Linked DNA regions of Homo sapiens: region 2 is linked to region 1. Evidence: read pairs that join two places in POLR2A ChIA-PET (ENCODE). Cell type or tissue: Caco-2. All regions are shown on one strand. Links, peaks and the distances in the headings refer to the core of each region. The heading gives the core; the rest is flanking DNA.

Region 1 (2,918 bases), core at 99-2,598:
TTTTTTTTTTTTGAGAGAGTCTCACTCTCTGTTGCCCAGGCTGGAGCGCGGTGGTGCCATCTCGGCTCACTGCAAACTCTGCCTCCTGGGTTCAAGCGATTCTCCTGCCTCAGCCTCCAGAGTTGCTGGGATTACAGGTGCATACCACCACAACCGGTTAATTTTTTTTTTTTTTTTAGTAGAGATGGGGTTTCACCATGTTGGCCAGGCTGGTCTCGAACTCCTGACCCAAAGTGCTGGGATGGATTACAGGCGTGAGCCACTGCAACTGAACCCATTTTCTATACCCAGCTTGTTGAGTAATCTCAGTTATTTATCTAGCTTCTCTTAGCCAACTTTCTATTCTATTATGTTAAAAAAAATGGAGAAATTACTACTTCTCCAATGTTAAAAAAGGTATTTTTTGTTGTTGTTCCAATTTAAGGGAATTTGTTTGCTCAACAAAGGCTGAAGTGCTTTATACAAGGCACCGTGCCCGTCTCCTGAGGAGCCTCTGAACGTTCCCAGAAGCACACGTCCAGGCCGGGCAGAGCATGGCTTCTGTTTCTACCTCTCAGTGAAATCAATCCCCCTAAGCTTTCTTTCAAAGTAGCCCAAATGTGTGGCTCATGGGCTATAAGTCAGATATGAAAGAAGAGAAGTTTGGAGAATAAAGGCGCATTTTCTTATTTATTTATTTTTTATTTTTTAAGGAAATGATAGATATCCTTACCACATCTTCGTGCATGGCCTGCCCGGATACAACTGCGTGGGTACTGCGATGGAGCACAAACAAACGCGACCGCTAAAGTCGTGTAGGGTGTTTCCCTTTCATGTCTGAATTTGTTTAGACAGTTACACAATCAGAGAGCGCGGAATGAGAGAAAACAAAACCCAGGAGAAAGGAATGCTTTGAATCTAGGTCCCTGGGCCTTGATACTTTTTCTTTGTTAAATCAACCCAAGGCCCCTCCATATGCTGATCATCTTTTGCCAATGTCTGTGTCTGAACAGGTTTTCCCAGGCATATAGCTCAGAAAGAACCTTTCATCCTCCTTTTCCTGTTATGTGTATAATGTGGTGTAGCCCAAAGCCACTGTGGGTTCTAATTTGCATGTCTATTTCAAGAAGCCCGGAAACTATTTGCATAAGACTCTTGCTTCCTGAGAGATCCCAGCAGAAGGATGTAGAGATAGAGTCTTTCATTTTTTCATTTAGTTCTAGATATCCATAGTGAGAGATCTGTGTGTCTAAACCCTAAAATCTGTAGAATGTGCATGAAAAAATCTACCACCCTAAGCGTAAGGAGAGCTAGTACAGATGAGGATGTCGTGGCAGAAATTAGTACAAAAAACATTACAACATTTTGTAATTTTTCTAACTTCAAGTATTTTTTGGAGGTTTGTTGTAGAACTATGGAAACTTGAAACATAAAGCAAGACTATTTAAAGGTTCAATCTCGTCTTGTAAGAAAGAGAAACAGGTAGAGAGACAGAAAGGGGATATATACTTCATGGTCAGAGAGCTGCAGGGGCGGTTGTTAGCTGTGCAGATGAGCAGAAGAGAGGATAGCAGCAGCTCAACAGTGGCACCTTCAGTAGTTCTAGAGAGAAGGGATGGCAACAGCAGTAGACCAGGCTAGTACCAGCCAAAGCAACAGATACGTACAATCCAGACTAGTCCTGGGCGGAATAGGGTAGACAGGGCAGGGCCCAGTGGAGACAGCCATGGCCAGGTTTCCCATAGAGTTAGAGTGAGATAAAGTGGTAACAGCAACAGGGCAGAGAGAGACTGGGCAGGAACTGCAAAGATGGCAGCTGGAGCAGAATGATGTGCATCAGGTGAGAGGAAAAGCACAAGGCCAGAGGATCAACTGTGCAGGGTCCATGGTGATGGAGCACAGCAGTGGGCAGAAGTGCGGGCTGGGACCTACCCCCGTAAAGGAGACACTGGAAACCATCGTCCAAAGAGACAAAGACACCAATGACTAACAGAATTTATTGAGCTTACAAAATCGCAGATAAAAAGAAAAAGAAAAAAAAAAAAAGACTGGCCAAAATGCTAAAACTCCCTCCTCTTATGGGATAACAAAACAGGCTACAATTGGTTGGAATCAATATGACCAACCAGAGCCTGTACAGAACCAGCCTGTGATGTCACAGTCTGAACTACCACCACACGTTTCGTACTAACGCCCCCTGAATTTGCACATGCGACCCATGAGGAGGCATGAAGAGATAACTGCTCATGCCAAGACCTTTCTAGGTTTCCCCTTTCCTTCCACCGATCACCCACTAATCCCAGAATCCACCCCGTAAACCTCTTCTAATAAAACTACTCCCTTGAAGCCAGCAGAGGGAGACAGATCTGAGCTGGACTCCTGTCTCCCTGGGAACAATAAAAGCTTTGCTTTTCTCACAAACCTGGTGTCATAGTCTTGGCACACTGGGCAGTGACCCTTTGGCTCCATGACAAACATGATGGTCTAGGGACCCTGCTTCTCTCCTGTTCAGTCTCAGGTGACCCAAGGACTAGACCATGCATCCTCTTCCTTCTTACCTATCTTCATATCCTCATGAGAGAAGGGAGGGTTATCAGCCTCTGAGGATGCAGATGTTGCGCTCAGCCCCAGGATCCCCAGGAGACTGGCAAAGAAGATCATAGCTTTGACTGTTCAGGGTGGCCTTGGACACAAGTTGTACCCTTAAGGAATACCCTTCTCTGACCAGTATGGTGGTTCATGCCTATAATCACAGCACTTTGGGAGGCCAGGGAGGGAAGACTGCTTGAGCCCAGGAGTTTTGAGACCAGCCTGGGCAACATACTGAGACCTCGTCTCTGCAAAAAAAAAAAAACATAATTAGTCAGGTGTGGCGGTGCACATTCCTAGCTACTAATCAGGTTAAGGCAAGAAGATTGCCTGAGCCCAGGAGTTTGGGG
Region 2 (2,918 bases), core at 129-2,628, 150 kb before region 1:
ATAAATTAATTAACATATTCAATATTTACCGAGCTTGTTGCTTTCTATTGAATTTGTATTGTGGTTGTAGTGATTTTTGTCATGTACTGCAAGCATCGGGCTATTGATACTGTGGCTGAAATGCTTAGACTCATGAATTGTTAGCTATGTTTTAGAATATGAGTTGTACTTAGACTATTTAATTGTATCGTTATTTAATTATATCCTTTTGCTTACAATAGGGTAGATGCCATATATACTATATCAAAGGTTTTTCACATCTAAAAATTTGCATTTCTAATTGCTAAGTAAGATCTTTTTCTTGCTCACTTTCTGATCTGTCCGTCCGTCCATCCATCCATCCATCCATCCATCCATCCATCCATCCATCTATCTATCTATCTATCTATCTATATTGGAACCCCAAAATCAATCAATCTATCTATCTATCTATCTATCTATCTATCTATCTATCTATCTATCTATCTATCTATCTATCTATCATCTTGGAACCCCAAAATCACTAAGCTAAAGGGAAAAATCAAGCTGGGAATGGCTTAGGCTAAACCTGCCTTCCATTCTATTCAAAGTCATCCCTCTGCTCACTGAGATAAATGCATATCTGATTTCTTCCTTAGGAAAGGCTGGTCAGAAACTCAAAAGAATGCAACCATTTGTCTCTTATCTACCTATGACCTGTGAACCCTCTTCCTCACTTTGAGTTGTCCTGGCTTTCTGGCCTGAACCAATGTGCATCTTACATATACTGATTGATAACACCAAGCTGTACCCAACCACCTTGGGCGCATGTCGTCAGGACCTCGTGAGGCTGTGTCACGGCCGTGCATCCTTAACTTTGGCAAAATAAATTTCCTAAATTGAGACCTGTCTCAGATATTTGGGGTTCATATATGTATGTATGTGAGTATGTATGTATGTATCTATCCATTTATCTGTCATCTCATCTAATCTTTGCTTTGTGCTAGGCACTGTTCCAAGTGCCTTAGAAATATGAACTTACTTAATCCTCACAACAGCCCATATGGTGCTTAATTATTTTTACCATCCTTGTTTTACAGATGGAGAAACTCAGGAACAGAGAGGTTAAGTCACTGGCTCAGAGTCACACAGCCAGTCGAATGACAGAGCCTGAATAGGAATGCAAGCCTCTGGCTCCGGGGTCAGTGATAATCACTGCTACACTGGGCTTGTGTGTGTACAACATTCTAATTTTTGTGAACAGTCACTTGCTCCCTGTCACCGAGAGAAAATCCTTCTTCTGTTGAATGAAACAGAGAAAGTTCTTGTGGGGAAGCAAAGCTGGGTAAGAAGTGTGTGTAGCAGGGCTGTAGGGGTGGTTTCTGGAAAATGTTTGGTATTCATTTACAAGATAATCTTAATAGCATCTCCATTGTGTAATGGAGAGACTCAATAATGGTACTGAAGGAATTTAGCTGAAGTTAATGTTCTTGCAAAAAAACAGAGAATGATGCAATTCTTTAACTCTGGGAGGAGTGTAACATTCATCTGAGACTAACTGCATTTTGGAGATAAAGGAACAGGCCCCAGGGACTTTGGCCTTACTTGGCCTGTTTGCTGAAGGCCATGCATGGTGCCTGCGACCAGAATCTAGACTTTCCACCTGCAGTTAGGGTTCTCCTTCTTATTTACTTCTTATTAACAGGATGAGTACTCCTCAGAAACCATAGACTGTCTCAGTTTCTCCTTCCCTCTCTGCAAATGTGTTCTCCAGAGGAAATAAGACGGAGACGCCAGCTTAGGCCTGCAGTGGATACAGTGGTTTTGGCTTCATGTACACAGGTGTTCCATTTAATGAGGTGTTGAAGGGAAGGTGGTTGAAAAAGAAATATACAGGGTGTGAGAAGAAGGAAGGCAAAACGTCTATTACCCACAAGCCCAGAGAAATCTATTTCTCCAGGCTGCAAAGTAGCAAGTGCCAGGATTTTGGAGTGGAATAACTGCTCTACTTCCTCTTAATCAAAGGAATTATATAACTCCCCTGAGAGAAAGCAAAATGACTTATTTTATCATAATGAAGCTTTTAAAATGGCAACTTGCAGTACTTTGAAAAAGTCGTAGAGTATATGGGGTTATACTCGTTTCTTCTTCTTTGTTTTGTTTTTTAGTTTTCTTGCTGAAATTGGACAATCAGAGCACATGTCAAACACTTCTGCTTTCTTCAAAGAAAACAGAGCTCTTTCTGTGCCTCAAATTCTTCTGAGCTGCTTTTAAGGGAGTCTAACTTGGTTCCTTATCTCTTTTTTCAAAAGGCGTTTCTCATGACATTCTTCAAAAAGCTTTGCTTTGTTGTAGTTTCCAATATTTCAACATTTTTATTTTACAGCTTAACTTGTCATCATGAAAATTCTGACTAATGTCCTTTTGTCTGTTTACAAATTAGTTTCATTTTCTGCCACCAAAAGGGAAACATACTGTGATCTCCATACTTGAGCTATTTTGTCAAACAAGAGTTAAAATCAGGAAACGTTTACAAATAAGTTCTGCGTCTAGGCGTATACCCAAAACAGATGAGTCCATATGAGCCCCAAAAGGCGTGACCAGGGATTTTCATAGCAGGACTATTCATAACAGCTCCAAAATGAAAATGATCCAAATGTTCATCAGAGGTAGAACAAATAAATGTGTAGTCTACGCATAAGGTAGAATCGTATAATGGGATAAAATATAGCAATGAAAAGGAATGGACCACTGTTGAGTTCAACAGCATGGATCAATCTTATAAGTATTTTTGAGTAAAAGAAGCTAGACACAAACAAATATGAATTGTGTCTTTATGTTTATATAAGGTTCAAAAACAGAGAAAACTCAACTATGCTGGTAGAAGTCAGAACAGGGGCTATGTTTGTGGAGGGAGGGAGACAGTGACTGAAACGAGCACAGGGAGCTTGCAGGGTGCT

Evidence for each region. Peaks named below come from ENCODE experiments on the same cell type or tissue, not always from the same donor. Only the 100,000 strongest peaks of a DNase experiment are listed, where the experiment ranks them.
Region 2: POLR2A ChIA-PET joins it to region 1 with 24 read pairs; 5 of 35 experiments call an interaction of 5 or more read pairs at or near these places.

What each region holds. Positions count from the first base shown.
Region 1 is chr10:14,184,138-14,187,055 of GRCh38, forward strand. All of the region lies in intron 2 of FRMD4A (FERM domain containing 4A), which reads right to left. LOC124902378 (a long non-coding RNA gene) reads left to right here. Exons shown (of 2, transcript XR_007062060.1): 2 at 693-2,325. Among named protein-coding and RNA genes, the nearest start is that of FRMD4A-AS3, 110 kb to the left of the region's middle. RefSeq lists a silencer at 1,087-1,146 and an enhancer at 1,427-1,476. In Caco-2, for the core only: a CTCF peak has its summit at 2,321 (motif pointing right); DNase peaks (open chromatin) are centred at 794, 1,604 and 2,425; H3K4me3 peaks cover 649 bases.
Region 2 is chr10:14,039,041-14,041,958 of GRCh38, forward strand. The region is part of intron 2 of FRMD4A (FERM domain containing 4A); the gene reads right to left. Among named protein-coding and RNA genes, the nearest start is that of FRMD4A-AS3, 34 kb to the right of the region's middle. In Caco-2, for the core only: no CTCF peak of the experiment used is centred there; DNase peaks (open chromatin) are centred at 741, 1,190 and 1,571.